Linked DNA regions of Mus musculus: all the other regions are linked to region 1. A link is a loop called in an ENCODE intact Hi-C map of the cell type or tissue named here. Cell type or tissue: left cerebral cortex. All regions are shown on one strand. Links, peaks and the distances in the headings refer to the core of each region. The heading gives the core; the rest is flanking DNA. Region 1 holds the start of Rsrc2 (arginine/serine-rich coiled-coil 2). Region 2 overlaps Kntc1 (kinetochore associated 1). Region 3 overlaps Kntc1 (kinetochore associated 1).

Region 1 (5,000 bases), core at 1-5,000:
AACTTTTCAATCTCCTGTTACAGCCTCTCACTAGGAACCCTTTTTCTGAAAACCAATATGAGAACTGAAAACTACAGAAAAAGAGGTTTAGTCCAATAACGCTTATTCTGTAGCATGCTCAGAAGCCTGGTAACAAGAGGAACCACTGTGTGACACAGGTTATGAGCAGTCATTTCACATACAAAACACACTACAGAATAAAACCCACTTCATCATTAAACCCATGAAATAATAGGCGTCCTCCCCATCCCCCGGAGACTGAGAGCCAAAATATCAATTAGTCAGTTTTACTTCAGTTTAGTAGAAATCCATAGAAACACTGCCTGCAAACTGCAATGTTCAGTCACTGGGTCTATAAGCCACCCGTTTTCCACATTTAAATCGTGAAAACCCTAGACAACAGCTGAAGCACAGCATACAAATCCCTTTAGCAGAGGATTTGATACTAGGCCAGCTCTCTGGAGGATTACGTTTACAGTGGACGACACTGCAGAAAGCCAATAACTGAATTTATCTCACTTAAAATAATGGAACACAAGGAAAATAATACCATTCTTTTTTTTTCTTTTTTTTTTTTGGTTTTTCGAGACAGGGTTTCTCTGTGTAGCCCTGGCTGTCCTGGAACTCACTCTGTAGACCAGGCTGGCCTCGAACTCAGAAATTCACCTGTCTCTGCCTCCCAAGTGCTGGGATTAAAGGCGTACGCCACCACACCCGGCAAATAATACCATTCTTGAAGTATACTAAGAGGCCCAAGACACTAATCCCACAATTTAAAAAAGCTTGCCTACTCTTTGAAAAGTCAAAAAAAAAAAAATCATTCTAAATTCATCTAGAAAGAGGGTAGTGAGATGCAGAAAAACTACCTGTACCATTCTAATTTCAAATACTCCAACTATCAGGAAAAGTAAGCCTTATTTGCAATATGAAGTTAAAACCTGTCAGTAAAAGGAAATACAGAATGCTTACAAGAATATTTTCTTTCGAAAACCAGAAACAAATTATCACAGGCTAATATGATTCATTAGCAATGAGCATAGTATATATCCAGGGCAGGCTTCCTGTTCAGGTCTCTTAGATACGGCTTCCATTTGGTTCAGGAAGGGGGTCTTAAACAATGCTGCGGTTCTCAAAGGTTTCGGAGTTCGGGGGCAGCATGGCCTACAGAGCGAGTTTCAGGACAGCCAGGGCTACAGAGAAACCATGCCTCAAAAATAAAAACCCCAAAAAACAAAAAAAAACCAACCCCCCCCAAAAAAAAACCTCATAAATCGCTTTAAAACATAAGGGACTGGAACTAGATAGACTTTTTTTTCCCCTCTTTAAGTGAATCCCAGTTTCAACCAATAAGGTTCGCAAAACTAGAAGTAGCCCTATCACTGAGGGATCGCTCAAAGATAAATAAACAAACAAATAAAAAGACTGTGTCCTCCTACACTGCGCCTTAAGGAGCCTGCCTTTTGACCCGATGCGTCCCAGAGGATACTTCTGGTCTTTTTTTCCTTTCCGGTCAAATGCGATAAAGCGCCAAGCATGAACGCAGAAGCCTTAGGAAACGCAAAGCCTAACACCAGTCTGGGTCAAAGAGCTAAACCCCACAGTTCGGTGGGCTTCTGGAGAAATACTGGGTCAGGGAAAATGATGAGGAAAGTTCTGGAGAGGGAAAGAAAAAACCAAGCCATTCCCTGCGGCTCCCCACCCCCAGCCAGACGGCCTTACCTCCCCCTCCCTGCAGCAGGAAGCCATGATGGCGAGCGCAGCGAGCGGCCGCGGCGCCATCTTGTCCACACACAGGCACGGACAACAGCCCTGATGAGCTGGTCGCCCACTCTGTGTTAAAGAAACAAACAAACAAAAAACCCAGCCTGGCCTTCGAGCTCCACTTAGTACCTACCGCCATTATTTTTTTGAGTCCCGGCCGCTAAGGCGGCGCCTCTGCTTGCCCGCACTCAACAGTACTGGCCGCCTCGAAGCTTCGCCACAGACTGAATCTCTTGCGCGAGAGACCCGGATGGCACAAGAAAAAAAAAAAAAAAAAAAGGGGATGAGGCCGGGCCAGGCGCGCAGCTTGCTGGGAGAAAAAGTGGGTGGCGATAAGAGTTTCTATAACAACGCGGTTCGAGGCGGTGATTGGTTAGTCTCTCGAAGGGCGTGGCGTGAAGCCTACGAAGTGGGTGGGGCCAAGGATACCTCCCAGAATGGATGCTCGGTATCGGGAATTCAATTTAGTTTAGGGCGGGGCGGTTTCCGCGCTCAATTTTGAGCCAAGTTTGGCCTGCTCCGGCCTCCGTAAAAGGGGTTGAGCACGGTATTCTCCCGCCAATTCAAATCAGTGGCAGGGAAGGTAAAATGAGTAGGGGCGGTTGTGTCCGTCGGGAAGAAGTGTGAGACACTTGAGAATTCTCTTTTTAATTTCGTCAGCTGCTGCAGGTGAGACGTCAGCCTTGCGGCTCGATGGGAGCGGGAGGAGTGTTAGGTGGAACCAGCAGGGGGCTTCAGTCCGTCTCTGGGTTTTATCGATCTCTAGATGATGGCGGGAGAAAAAAATTAGAGAGGATTCTAGATGGCAGGCCGTCTGAGTTTTCGTGGATATAGCTTCATCGATAGTGTTTCATCTGATTCATGACCTTGTATTGGCTCGTCTGTTTTTTTTCCGCACTCGGTGATGTCAAAATCTGTTTATCACCTGTTTGCTCTCTTTCACCAGAAGAAAGTGTAGTCTTAAACGGGGCAGTGGTGGCGCACGCCTTTAATCCCAGCCCAGCATTCCGGAGGCAGAGGCAGGCGGATTTCTGAGTTCGAGGCCAGCCTGGTCTACAGAGTGAGTTCCAGGACAGCCAGGGCTACATAGAGAAACCCTGTCTCGAAGGAAAAAAAAAAAAAAAAAAAAAAAACCAAAACCAAAAAAACCCAAATACTTGACACAGTGTTCAACCATTTTGTCGTTGTTGTTCCCTCAAGACTATAAACCTCAGGGTTGGGAATGTTAAGTCAGTTGGTAGAGTGCTGAATAACTGGTCTAGCCTGTGGTCTGAGTCCAGACTCACAGAGCTTTGTCCTGTCTTTGCCTCCCAAGTACTAGGTTAAAGGCCAGTCTGGCTCAGAACTCAGAGATCCACCTGCCTCTGCCTCCTGAGTGCTGGGATTTAAAGTCGTGTTATGTTCTTAGCAGGAGCTCTTTTCCTTTATTCATTACATTCCTAGCCCAAATGTTATCTGCTTCCAGATAGCATATTATCAGACAATTCAAATAGAGTCCCAGGAACCATCAAAACCCAGAACAAGCAGGACGTGATAGCTCTTGACTGAAATCCCAGGAGTCTAGAGCTGAGGTAGGACGATCCTGAGTTCAAGTTAGGATCAAGACCTTTAGTTACACAGTGAGAGGCTGACTCAAAAGAAAAAGTTATTCAAAACAAAACAAACAAACAAACAACCCTTCAAGCCAGGCAGAGATGTCGCATACCTTTAATCCCAGCACTCAGGTGGCAGAGGCAAAAGGATATCTGAGTTTGTGGTCAGCCTGGTCCATACAGTGAGTTCTAGGCTACACACACACACACAAAACTCCTTCAAAACAGCCTTAGTTTTAGCTAACTCCAACATTCCCCTCCCACTCTGTGTGTGTGGACAGGATCTTGCAATACAAGCTTGGACCAGACCAAGGTTCCCCAAATTTGAAATTATTCTTCTGTCTTCGCCTTTGGCATGCTGAGATTATGGGTGTTTGCCACGATGCCTGTCTACATTATGCTCCTACATGTATACGTATATTTTCTTTACATTTATTGTGTGTGTACATTCATAGGTCAGAGGATAACATTCATGCAGTTCGTTCTTCAACTTTGTTGCTTCTTTTTTTAATTTTTAAATTTTGTGTCTTGAGTTTCTTTATATAGCCTTAGCTTTGTAGACCAGGCTGGCTTCAAACTCACAGAGATTTGTCAGCCTCTGCCTACTGAGTGCTGGGATTTAAAGGTGTGCACCACCACACCCGCCAACCATGTGGATTCTTAATGGAATTCATATTGCCAGTCAGGTTTGGCATCAAACTTCACCCTTATAACAACCATCTTGCCAGCCCTATATTACTATTTTAAAGATTAAAATTGGGGCTGGAGAGATAGCTCAGCGGTTAAGAGCACTGTCTGCTCTTCCAGCGGACGAGGGTTCAATTCCCAGTGCCCATGGGGTGGCTCACAACTGTCTGTGACTCTAGTTCCAGGGTATCTGATGCCCTCACACAGACATGCATGCAGGCAAAACATCAATGCACATTAAAAAAAAATTAGAAAATTGTAGCCACCAGCAGCCTGGGTTACTGGGTTCCTGAAAGGAAAGCTCGGGACGGATGGGAAGGTTGTGAGAGAAATAAATTAGCCAAGACCAAGTTCTCTGATCAAGGCTCAATGTTTAAAGAGCCAAAAGCCAAAAACTGTTCTTTCGTACACTGTAGTGTTCTTGAACTTGTAGGCCTCCTGTCTCTGTCTCCTGCGTGTTGGAATCACAGGCTTGCGATACTGTGCAGTGTTTATAATGTCTTAGAGATGAACATGTGTGCTAGACAAGTACATTCCTCTTCACTTTGTTTGCTGTGTTTTGAGACAGAATTTCTCCACTATGCAGCTTTGGCTAGCCTACACCATATACAGCAGCTTGGCCTTAAACTCACCGAGACCCACCTGCGTCCCTGCCCCACTCGCTGGGATTAAAGACCAGCACCTCCACGTGCAGCATCTCCTTTTAAAAAGGTTCTCTTCTATCGCAGGCTGGTTTAGAACTCATTGTGTTGTAAGGCCAGCCTTTAACCTTCTGATCATCCTGCCTCCACCTTTTTTTTGTTGGTAAAACTCAAATGATGTCTAGTGTGGGGAGGTCATACTTCCACTGAGCTGCATCCTCAGCTCCTCTCACAGGCTGGTTTTCAAAGGAAGATTTTACTTTTATTTGTGTCTGTGTGTATTTAGGTGCCTGTACCTATGGAGTCAGAAGGACAATTT
Region 2 (5,975 bases), core at 1-5,000, 71 kb after region 1:
GGCCTCAAATTCACTGTGTAGCCAAGGACAGCCTTCCCCCTGGTGAGTGCTGTGACTACAGGTACCCTTCACTGTGCTCAGTTTCTTAAGTCTGAAGCCAGAACATGGGGCTCGGTGCGTGCTGGGCGGACACTCTACCAAGTGCCCAGCTCCCAAATTTAAAAATCTTAAAGAATTTAAAAGCCTCCCAGACTTAACAGCACAGCATTACTATAACGCTTTTTAAAGTACGTTTTAATTTTTTTTTTAGAATTTTCTGAATTCCTGTGATGCTCGGATCATTTTACAGCAGATAGAAGAACATATGAACACTGGCCAGCTAGCAGGGTTTTCACATCAGGTAAGGACAATTCCCCTTCATTTTTGCTCTGTCTGATCATAGAAGGTGATTCTTATCCCCCAAATAGTCTTTCACTCTTAATCAAAAGCGTCAGGCACTGGCTGGGGATGTGACTTAGGGGTAAAGCGCTCCCCTAACGTACTCAAGAACCTGGATCCGGTCCCCAGCATCACGTGAAGATAGAAACGACAGGTGCCCTGGCTGGCTTGTTTACTGTTGTGCCCACTGGAGAATTGTGCCCATAAATATCGGCAATTAAATCTTCTTCCCCATTAAAAATAGAACCTGGGTGCACAACCGTCGGTTTCTGTTTGTGTGCTGCTAGGCTACGCCCTTTCTCCCAGAGGCTTAGTCCCAGCGCTCTAGTTATTCAGTTTCTGACTGCCGGAAACCTGTTTCGGCAAAGGGCTTACAATTAAACATATTTTAATATGATGATAACTGTCATCCCATAGATTGGAAGTCTGGTTCTGAATCATGTTGTAAATAAGAAGGAATTTGGGATTTTGGCAAAGACAAAGTATTTTCAGTTGTTGAAATGCCACGTGATAAACACCGGCAACGTCACTGAATTGGTAAACTATTTGGCAAATGACTTCAGGTAAGTTAATGATCAGTTTACTGTAGAACTTCTTAAAACGGATCTTGATTCTGCAGAAAGATGGCCGCTATAAAGCTGTTTGGCCGTAGCCGCCTATTGAGCCGTAGCGTTCCTACACATTCCCTGGAGTTCAGGCTCCTGCAGCTTGGAACCTTGGAACACGAATCCGTCATCCAGTAATTAAAGGAGTTGCCTGGATCCTCAAAATAGGTGTCTTCCTAGTCCCGCTCTGAACCCTAAATTACAACTTGATTCCTTAGACGCGTGCTTGGAGCACTGCTTGCTGGAGTTACATAACACGTGGCTCTTGCTAAGCTTGGCTAGCTCACTCTCCACACCCACAAGGGAAGGAACAGTGAGCTGCCTGGGCTGGAGCCACGACTGCATATGGGAAGGAAAAAGGAGGAGAGTACCAGCCGACACGGGAAGGGAACGTGTAGTCAGAGGCAGTGGCCACGGCTCTGTCGTCCGGGTGGTCACTCTGGGGTGCCCTGTCCCCTTCACACACCACGATTCTAGCTGTTAGTTCATCCTCAAACCCATGAGTACGTTGTCCTCTGTGAGGGAGTGACAGTTTGAGCTACAGTTGATTCGTACACTAGACCATATCTACGTGGAGAAGAATTCTGCTTGTGTACCTGGACATCGGTCTACATTGTCAACAGTCATCCCCACAGGAAGCTCTGGCCAGTCTCCTCACGCCTGCCTTGTTCTTTGTGGTTCCACAGTGTAGATGAAGCATCAGCGTTGATAAATGAGTATTCAAAGCATTGTGGGAAGCCTGTGCCAGCAGATGCAGCTCCCTGTGAGATCCTGCAGGTAAGCCAGCTGATAACTGCCTCACGTCCCACCTGAGACCATTTAGATACATTTGTTTATTTTTTATATATATACATACATACATACACTGTAGATGTTTACAGACACACCAGAAGAGGGCATCGGATCCCTTTACAGATGGTTGTGAGCTACCATTTGGTTGCTGGGAATTGAACTCAGGACCTCCAGAAGAGCAGTCAGTGCTCTTAACGGCTGAGCCATCTCTCCAGCCCTGGTTTGTTTTCTTTTTACATGTAAGACCTGGTCTTACATGTCGCTCTGGCTGTCATGAGCTCACTATGTGGTCCAAGCAGGCCTAGAACTCACTGAGATCCTCATGCCTCCGCCTCCTGAGTACTGGGATTAAAGGCGAGCACCACCACGGCCAACGTCGTTATCAACTACTATGTGCACATAGTTTTCTGTGTTCCCTTTGGTTCGCTGACACCAGCACCCCCATAAGCATGAGAAGTGAATCAGCTGTACTGGGATATTAGAGCCGCCATGATGTCACTAAAGCCCACAGGCTAAGTGACCTGCCTGAGTCATTTGCTGCCTAATGGCCCAGCTGTGACTGGAACCCCAGGGCCTCTTGGCATGCTACAGTGCACCTGTATTTAGTTACCGACCATAAAGAATGAGCTGTGTTCATGGCAGTTGGCTGTGTTCTGTGACTGTGTTGGTCAGACACTGTAGTGACAAATCCTAAGGAGCAAAGGCTTGTTTCCAAGACTGCAGGCCAGGGCCACTGGCTCCTCAGCCTGTGACAAGGCAATGTGACTGATGTCACCAAGCTGCTGGTCAGGGGTGGGAAACTCCTGTCTAGGCACAGCCTTTAGCAAGCCGAGAGTCCTCTAACCCAGCCCAGCTCTAGATGGCACCATCTCCTAAGGTGCCAGCAAAGGGACTTTCGGACACTGTTGAGTAGTGCCACCAGGTGGAGATTGATGATGCCCATGCTGACACCATGACAACACACTATTGACTTTACAAAATAGTCTTGAGACAACTTTGTAACCAGTAGTAAAGTTTGTTTCTCTCTAGTTGTACCTGTCACATTCTGGGTGCTTGTGTATGTGTGTTCTAACCCTGTGACTGAGCCCTGTGCTCTGTAGCTTATCTAACAATCTCCTCTTTTACAACTGAAGCGGGGCTGGGAAGAGGGCTTAGCAGGGAGGAGCAGCTGCTGCCAGGCCTGCGTATGTGAGTTTGATTCCCAAGAGCCATGGGTGGAAGGGGAGAGCTGACCACAAGGCTGTCCTCCGGCTCCCGTGCGCTCGCTCTCTCTCTCTCTCTCTCTCTCTCTCACTCTCTCTCTCTCTCACACACACACACACACACACACACACACTATAACTGTAACGATGGTGACAATGGAGCTGACGCTCATGAGTTATGCTTCTGTTTTTCTCCCATTTAGACATTTCTTGGTGGATCATAGTAAAACAAACAAGTTTTCAAAACAAGAGGAAGTCTGGAGTCTGCCGCTAATTAATCTTATTTATTGCAGCTTATAAATTGTGCAATCTCTATTTCATTATCCTGTAAGGAATAAATAAGACATTCAATATTGACCTAACTAACTTGAATGTCTCATATGATGAATCAATAAACTATGTGCACATAGCTTTGATGTTGGTTTCTTGTGTCATTTGTAGGGGTTTTGTTTTGAAGTTTTGGGTGATGTTAGGGGTGCAAGGGTTTTTTGGTTGGTTGTTTTGAGATAGAATTCTTTGTGTAGCCCTGGCTGTCCTGGAACTTTCTCTGTAGAGCTGGCTGGCCTTACACTCAAACATCTCCCTGTCTCTTCCTCCAGGTGCTGGGATTAAAAGCAGGCACCACCACGGCCTGCCCCCTCGTGTAATTTGTAGTCTCAGGGGGTTTTTGCACTATACATGAAGGAAACAAAATGTAAAAATAGTTCACTTTCAGGGGCCAGAGAGGAATCTCCAGCAGTTAAGAACACAGAAGGCAGGGCTGGAGAGATGGCTCAGTGGTTAAGAGCGCTGAACTGGTCCTGAGTTCAATTCCCAGGAACCACATGGTGGCTCACAACCATCTGTAATGGGATCTGTTGCCCTCTTCAGGTGTGTCAGAAGACAGTGGCAGTGTACTCATAAACATAAAATAAAGAAATAATTTTAAAAAAAAAACAAAAACACCAAAGGCTTCCAGAAGACCTTAGCTCAGTTCCCAGCACCCATATGGGAGCTCATGATGGTAAAAATTCAGTTCTTACAATGCTGGTGTTCTCTTCTGTCTCCGTGGGCACCACGCATGTACATGGTTCATACACACACACACACACACACACACACATACATACACATGCAGGCAAAACACTAGTACAGTTAAAATAAAAATAATCTCCCTTTCCCTTTTAAAAAATAACCCTATATTTAACTTCCTATCTCCTCCATGTGTAAAAATCCTGCCTTCGTTTGGGGTGATGGCTCCCTTGGTAAAATCCTCTCCATGCAAGCACAAGGGACTTAATTCAGATCCCAGCACGGTGGCTTGTGCTCGTTACAGAAGGATCCCTGGGGATTCCTAGTCAGCCATCCTAGGAAATGACATGCTCCAGGCTCAGCGAGGGAGGGGTACTGTGCCAAAATCTTAGATGGAGAACAATTGAATACGGATACCCCAGGCCAAGCTGTCATACAAGTCTTTGTGCGCACACACACACAGGAACATGCGCATGCGGTTGTCAGCGCTATTTGTTGAGCTATTTTTATTATGTTCTTATACCTCTCACCCTCCTTTCCAACCTTCATTCCACCCTGATACCTTCCAACCCCCAACACTAGGTAGGAAGGAAGGTTAGAGGGGAAATGGGGCAAAGACCTCTTTAGACTACGTCTGCTGATTAGGGGCGTTGAGTTCCTTGGGGCAAGTCCAATCTATGTTGCCATGGTTTCTCTTTGCTCATTACCCCTCGGCAAACCACAGCAACAGCAACCATCTGCAGCTGGCAAAGATCACGCCCCTGCTAGTGCGTGAGGCACATCATAATCACCTGCTGTGAAGCACTTGCACCCCCACACCTGGGATTAAAACAAAAACACATTCACACAACAGACACCGGAATTCTCACCACAATCAATTGCCATACAAAGATGGAAGACAACGATGTGCTAGGCAGGAAAAGGGTTGAATGCCAGGGATTTCCTACAAGGTGTTAAAGGAGCAAAAGGAGTGCCAGGCATGGGCTGGAGAGACGGCTCAGCGATTGAGCACTTCCAGATGAGGGTCTGTACCACTGCCTGGGAAGGTGGTGTCCATATAGATGCCTGGCTATCTAGAGGTTGGGGTCAAGCTTCCTGACATAGGAGACTGCCTATGATATGATATGATATGATATGATATGCACTTGTCCATTCTGGCCCTATGGTGTCTCCAGCGCCTGTCATCCTTTTCAAGATGCAACTGCTTGCATGTGGGTTGCTACCCACTTACACGTGGACCAGTGCCCAGAGTCATTCCTGAAGTGGCTGTCCCCTCTGGGGATCTGAGGTCTGTGATTCAAAGCAACATAGTGATGACTTTCAGGATAAATAAAAGACTTCTTAAAAGTATCTGAAAAATGTATTCAGAAAAATAACCTTAAAGAGTTATATAACAGTGGGCTGGTGAGAGTGTTGCTGTGTAGCCCTGGTTGCCAGGAACTCATTGTTTAGACCGTGTTGCAATCATACAAAGATCCACTTGCCTCTGTCTCCGAAATGCTGGGAATGAAGGCGGCACCCCACCAAACCTGGCCAGTAAAGCTATTTTTAAAAAATGGACTTTTTTTTTTTTTCTTGTCTTTAGTCACGTTACCTGGCTGTGTAACTCAATATGGCTTCAACTTTCCTGCCTCTGCCTCCCATACCCATGGTAAAGTTACTTTTTAAAACATTAGGACAGAGCTGGTGAGTTTGCTAAGCAGATAAAGGCAGCTGCCACCAAACCTGGTGACCTGACTTTAACCCCCAGGACCCACAGGATAGGAGAGAAATTCAGGCTCATCTGTGACTACATTAGTTAGGAGTTCTAGGATACATGAGGCTATCTAGAAAGTAAGATGAGCATTGTTTTTAGCTGAGCATGGGGCTCATGCCCTTAGTCCAAATATCTGGGAGATAGAAGCAGAAGGATATTTTAAGTGTGTGTGTGTGTGTTATGCCTCCAAGAACATAGCCCTGTAATGAGAGTTCCTATCTAGCATGTTCC
Region 3 (5,000 bases), core at 1-5,000, 57 kb after region 1:
CACTATTTAGACAGGCTGGCCTTGCAGTCACACAGATCCTCCTGCCTCTGCCTGCCGAGTGCTGGGATTAAAGGTGTACACCACCAAGCCCATGACCATACCCGGTGATACTGGGAGTGTTGGCTGGTTGTTTTTTTCTAAACTGTCCTTCTGTTTTGGTCTACCTAATATTTTCCTAGGATAGAATCTGATTTTTAGCCAGGGATCCTCATGCATGCTTTCAACCTCGGCACCCAGCAGGCAAAGGCAGGCTGACTTCTATGAGCTAGAGGCCAGCATGCTCTGCATAGCAAAACCTTGTCTCGAAATAATCATAGAAATCGAGTCTCATGCTGCATAAATGATATTAGGATATGATATTTGGAAGAATAGGATAATCTGTTTAACCTTTATGGGTAGTATTAATTTCCTTGGGGTGTGTGTGTGTGTACAGAGGTCAAGGGACAACTCTATCGAGTTAGTTCTATCTTTACAGGTTATATTGATTTAGATACATATCTTGGTATAGTTGTTCCTTCTTCTAATAGATACAGTTCTTCCTTCTGTAGTTACTAGGGGAAATACTTTTGAGAATACAGTATAAAGTCTCTACAAAATCATTCTTTATCTTATCTACCCACCCCTCTGTGTTAACCGCTGAGGATTTTTTAAACACGTTTTAGTCATGGTGGCACATTAACAGTTTGGAGGGTGTGGGCTGATGGCTTTTAGAAAATGTCATTTTTGCTTTGCTCATATTCTTCTGTGATTTAACAGAGGTTATGGGCTTTAGTCATGCTGTATAGGTGATGTATAGGTGATGAGTAGGTGATGTATATAGGTGATGAGTAGGTGATCTTTAGGTGATGTATAGATGATGAGCAGGTGATGTATAGGTGATGAGCAGGTGATGTATAGGTGATGAGTAGGTGATGTATAGGTGATGAGTAGGTGATTTGTGTAGGTGATGTGTTCTTCTGCCACATGATGTTGATGTTTTTAGAAATAGCGAATTTCACATTTGTGGAAGGAGCTAGCAATCTCAATCCAGATTTTTCAATAGTTTCTCTGAATTTTCAGGTAGAATTTAATAAGTAAAGCCTACAATTCTGTTCTTATGTAGGAAGATAATATTCTTGAAATGTATTTGTAAAAAAATGGTATAACCACTATGAAATTAAGTACTTATATTTAGTGAGTTTGTTCGATTTAGGGTGCTAATATGCTACCCAAACTTGTTTCAATTCCCAGTCAAACGTAGTTCCGCTGCAGCCGCCCAGGTAGCTGAGGTTAGCTGTAGTTGGCAGCCAGCTTTTATTTGGTTTTGTTTTATTGTCCTGACTGATTGATTTGCCTGCTGAATACTGTAGTCATTGAATGCTAAGCCTGTACTCTACCACTAAATCGTATCCCCAGCCCTTGGCATTTAACTTATTTTTTTAATTACATCCAAATTGCCTGAGGGAATTGGCTCTCTCCTACCATGTAGGTTCTGGGGAGTGGACTTGGGTCTTCAGACTTGGCAGCAAGTGCCTTTACTTGGGAGTCAACCCAGCAGCCCTGTTGGATTTTACTTAGTAGCTTTTATTTTATATTAATTTTCCATTTCATGCCAAAATGTGCTGCTGCTGTTTTGACAATAGATTTTTGAGTACCCCAGGCTAGACTCCTGTTCACCATGTAGCTGAGGATGACCTAGAACATATAGTACCTCCCAAGTGGTCTGGGGTGTGTGCTACCACACCTGGTCTGTGCTACGCTGCAGTTTGAACCCAGTGGTCCATTCTACTGTGCAAACACTCCCTGCCTGAGATCCAGCGCTAGCCCCGTTCTACCAAGAGCAGTGACTGCTTCAGTGGGAACAGAATGTAAGCGTGTGTCTAAATCGAGCATTTCTGTGTTCCAAGCTCACAGAAGCTCAGAGTAGTCAGCTCAGAGAACCTGGCAACTGAGAACTATGCCTCCCATCAAGCCTGGCACAGTGCTTTCTGAGTCCCGATGACAAATGGCTCATTTAAACTCTCTGGGGTGGCTCAGTGACAGAACACTTGGCTGGCATGCTGAGATCCTGGGCACCTGGGAGGCTGAGGCACGGCCGGAGCCGGCCAAGGCTACATAGTAAGACGGACTAGGATCAAAGGTGTGCGCCACCAGGCCAGGCTCCGTTCCTTTTAAAATTTACCCAACAAATGTAAGCTCCACAAGCACCCAGATGTTTGTTTTGTCTTCTTAGGCCATGCATGTACTCAGAGGTACTCAGAACATATTTCTGTGTGAGTGAGTGAGAAAGGACCCCCTTGTCAAGCAGAAGACATCACCGAGTAATTTACTGCAATGTGTTGTCCACATAAACATAGTTTGCTTTTTGTTTTTAAATCATTTTATTATATTGTATATGTGAGTATTTTGCTTGCATGCATGTACATATGCCACATGCATGCCTGATGCCTGCCTAAGGTTAAAAAAAAAAAAAGGTATTCGGTGCCCTGGAACTAGAGTTAGAGAAGATTGTGAGCCACCATGTGAGTGTTTGGAATCAGACTCAAGGCTTCTGCAAGAGCAACGAGTGCTCTTAGCTACTGAGCCAGACCTCCAGTCCCATGAACATAGTTTTGTATTTGGGTTTTTGGTCTGATGTATTACACTAAGATGACAGTTTGTGTGGTCACAACCTTCAGTTTTTAACCTGTATCCTTCTCTGTTCTCGAAGAAAGCATCGGAGTTCTTTGAGCTGGAAGAGGATGAAGTGCTGCATAGGTATGAATTCTTTCATTGTACTGGCCTTGACACCCAGCAGGGACCTTATGGGGACACTGATGTGATGTGGCTCCGAGAAGAATCAGGGCAGGGAGGGGAGCCATAGCCAAGACTGTGGGTTTGAACCCCTGCGAGGGTTCTCAGACTTATGCAGTGCCAGGCAAGGGGAGACTCTTCTGTCAGCCAGAACCTTTGCCCCGGGCCCTGTGTGCTCTGGAATTCTAGAAAATGCCTGGCTCAGATATAAGACACTGAATCCTTTGTCTGAGACCCCGGTCTCCGGAGTTGAGTGCTTGCCATTCGATGTGCGGAGTCTGAGTGCTCTTGGCTTGTTCTATTGAGAAGACTATCTAGGCTTGAATCAGAAGGGATGTGGTAACCACCCATCACCAGTACTTGATTCCAGCATGGGAAGAGCGCATGGTGGTAAGCTGCCAGCTCTTAACTAATCCTCACCGAGACCACCAGCAGCTGAGCAGCCTGGGGAGCCCCGCAGCTTCCTCTCCCCTGGAAATCAAATAGTGAAGACAGACTTGCAAAGCCCAGAACAAGAAAATAATTGTTCCTAGTTTTGAACAGAGCTGGCTACCTTCGTAGTCTCCGCCCTCCTTCCCTGTGGCCCACCTCACACTGCTGTTTAGAAAAGGTGGATGTTTGAGGGGGGGGGGGTTGTTACTTTTATTTGCTTTTTGTAAGGGTCTAACTGTGTCCGTGACAGGCAGAACCTACATCGGAGTCATCTCCTTGGTGGTCTCTTGGGGTTCATAAATGCTTCCAGGCTCAACATAGGTAGTTATACTGATCTAAAACTTGGGAATCTCTGCCCCAGCCTCCCCAGTGCTGAGATGACAGCCAAGCAGTACCAAGCCAGGCTTCCCTCCCAGCCCTCCAGATAGGGTTTCTTTTTGTAGGCCTGGCTGTCCTAGGACAGAGACCCTCCTGCCCCTGCCCCTGCCTCCTGGGCCCTGAGATTAAAGGCATTAAAGGCCACTACAGCAGGCTTCTTGCTTAGACTTCTAAGGGTAGGTGCACCATACCAGCTCATATACAGTTCCTGGCCTACTTAACGGAGCCAGTTATGTGGTGAGCCTTCCAAGCAATGCAGACAGTGACAGAAGACATCTCCAAAGCACTGAGACATCAGGACTTCTGTCTTTTCCATCTGAAGGCCCTGTCTCCTCCAGCTTGTCTAATCCTTCCAGGCCTAGGGCTAGAATCTAAAAGGAATCACTTACAAGGTCCTCCTGGGTCCCGGGAGAACAGGTTTTCCCGTGTGTGACACTCACTGTGCTGTAAGCTGTGGTCAGTGTCAGTTTCATCAGTAATACTGGAAGGCTGAGTGGCTATGGTACAGAGGAGAACGCTGGAAGGCAGCATTTGATCTGCACATTATCCTCTTTAGCTGTAAAGGCAGCTCACAACCATCTGTGACTCCAGTTCCAGGGGATCGCTTGTTCTCTTCTGGCCTCTGCAAGCACCAGGCACACATATGGTATACAGTCACACAAGCAGGCAAAGCATGCATACACATAAATCAAATAAACAAAATTTCAGAATAAGAGAGACTAAACCTCCTTTGAAAGGGAAAACAAAAGTGCCAATGGCCCGTATCTTCCTGGCTGACATCTAGGATGTTGTCATTTACTGTGGGCAGAAACATAGCTCCATTGTATTAGGAATCTATCTCTGAGTTTAAAAAAATGTCTTTCTTTTTTTTTCCCCTCCAGAGTCGTGTATCTCCTCCAGGCTCGTCCTGTTGATTATTGTTCGAGAATGCTGTTTGTATTTGCCACTTCAGCTACAAGTGTAAGCTCTAGAGACTCAACCTATGGCCATCTCTGCTTGGCATTTTCTCCGTGTGCATTTCTCACTTCTGGCTTCATAAACACAATTCAGATGACACGCTCACCAACACAGTTCTGGGTGATGTTATCCCATACTCCGGGATCTCTCAGTATACCACGCTCCAGTTAGCACTCCGGCCGCAGCATCTGCTCGGCAGGTCACATGATGCACCTGAGGTAGCTCTCAAAGGTGCACTTTGTTCATCGTGATTAACTTCCCTGAGCAGTCAGCACTCCTGATACCAAGCCACTATACAAACCGACCCTGGGAAGAAGCTCTACCAACCTCGTGACCCTGTGTGACCTGCTTCGGCCCTACTCACCCCCCAGCCTCTCTACCCGTGTGAAACTGCAGCCTCGGGGAGGGGACACACAAACTCATGAGTCTTCAGGAATTTTCCTATAGCGACTCTGTTGGTA

Evidence for each region. Peaks named below come from ENCODE experiments on the same cell type or tissue, not always from the same donor. Only the 100,000 strongest peaks of a DNase experiment are listed, where the experiment ranks them.
Region 2: it touches region 1 in a loop (2.0-fold over the local background); 3 of 42 quality-filtered maps call a loop at or near these places.
Region 3: a loop joins it to region 1, with 2.2 times the contacts of the local background. A loop is called at or near these places in 2 of 42 quality-filtered maps.

What each region holds. Positions count from the first base shown.
Region 1 is chr5:123,747,395-123,752,394 of GRCm38, forward strand. Rsrc2 (arginine/serine-rich coiled-coil 2) reads right to left here and starts at 2,020. Exons shown (of 10, transcript NM_001005525.2): 1 at 1,895-2,020. The coding sequence starts at 1,900. Kntc1 (kinetochore associated 1) reads left to right here and starts at 2,332. Exons shown (of 64, transcript NM_001042421.1): 1 at 2,332-2,430. In left cerebral cortex, for the core only: a CTCF peak has its summit at 2,437; DNase peaks (open chromatin) are centred at 1,124 and 2,176; H3K4me3 peaks cover 2,612 bases; H3K27ac peaks cover 806 bases.
Region 2 is chr5:123,818,201-123,824,175 of GRCm38, forward strand. It overlaps Kntc1 (kinetochore associated 1), which reads left to right. Exons shown (of 64, transcript NM_001042421.1): 61 at 251-340; 62 at 796-941; 63 at 1,670-1,760; 64 at 3,181-3,393. The coding sequence ends at 3,201. Among named protein-coding and RNA genes, the nearest start is that of Hcar2, 44 kb to the right of the region's middle. In left cerebral cortex, for the core only: CTCF peaks have their summits at 1,040, 1,854 (motif pointing right) and 2,669 (motif pointing left); DNase peaks (open chromatin) are centred at 1,258 and 4,772; H3K4me3 peaks cover 543 bases; H3K27ac peaks cover 713 bases.
Region 3 is chr5:123,804,572-123,809,571 of GRCm38, forward strand. Kntc1 (kinetochore associated 1) reads left to right here. Exons shown (of 64, transcript NM_001042421.1): 52 at 2,690-2,736; 53 at 4,464-4,542. Among named protein-coding and RNA genes, the nearest start is that of Kntc1, 57 kb to the left of the region's middle. In left cerebral cortex, for the core only: no CTCF peak of the experiment used is centred there; a DNase peak (open chromatin) is centred at 1,920; H3K27ac peaks cover 725 bases.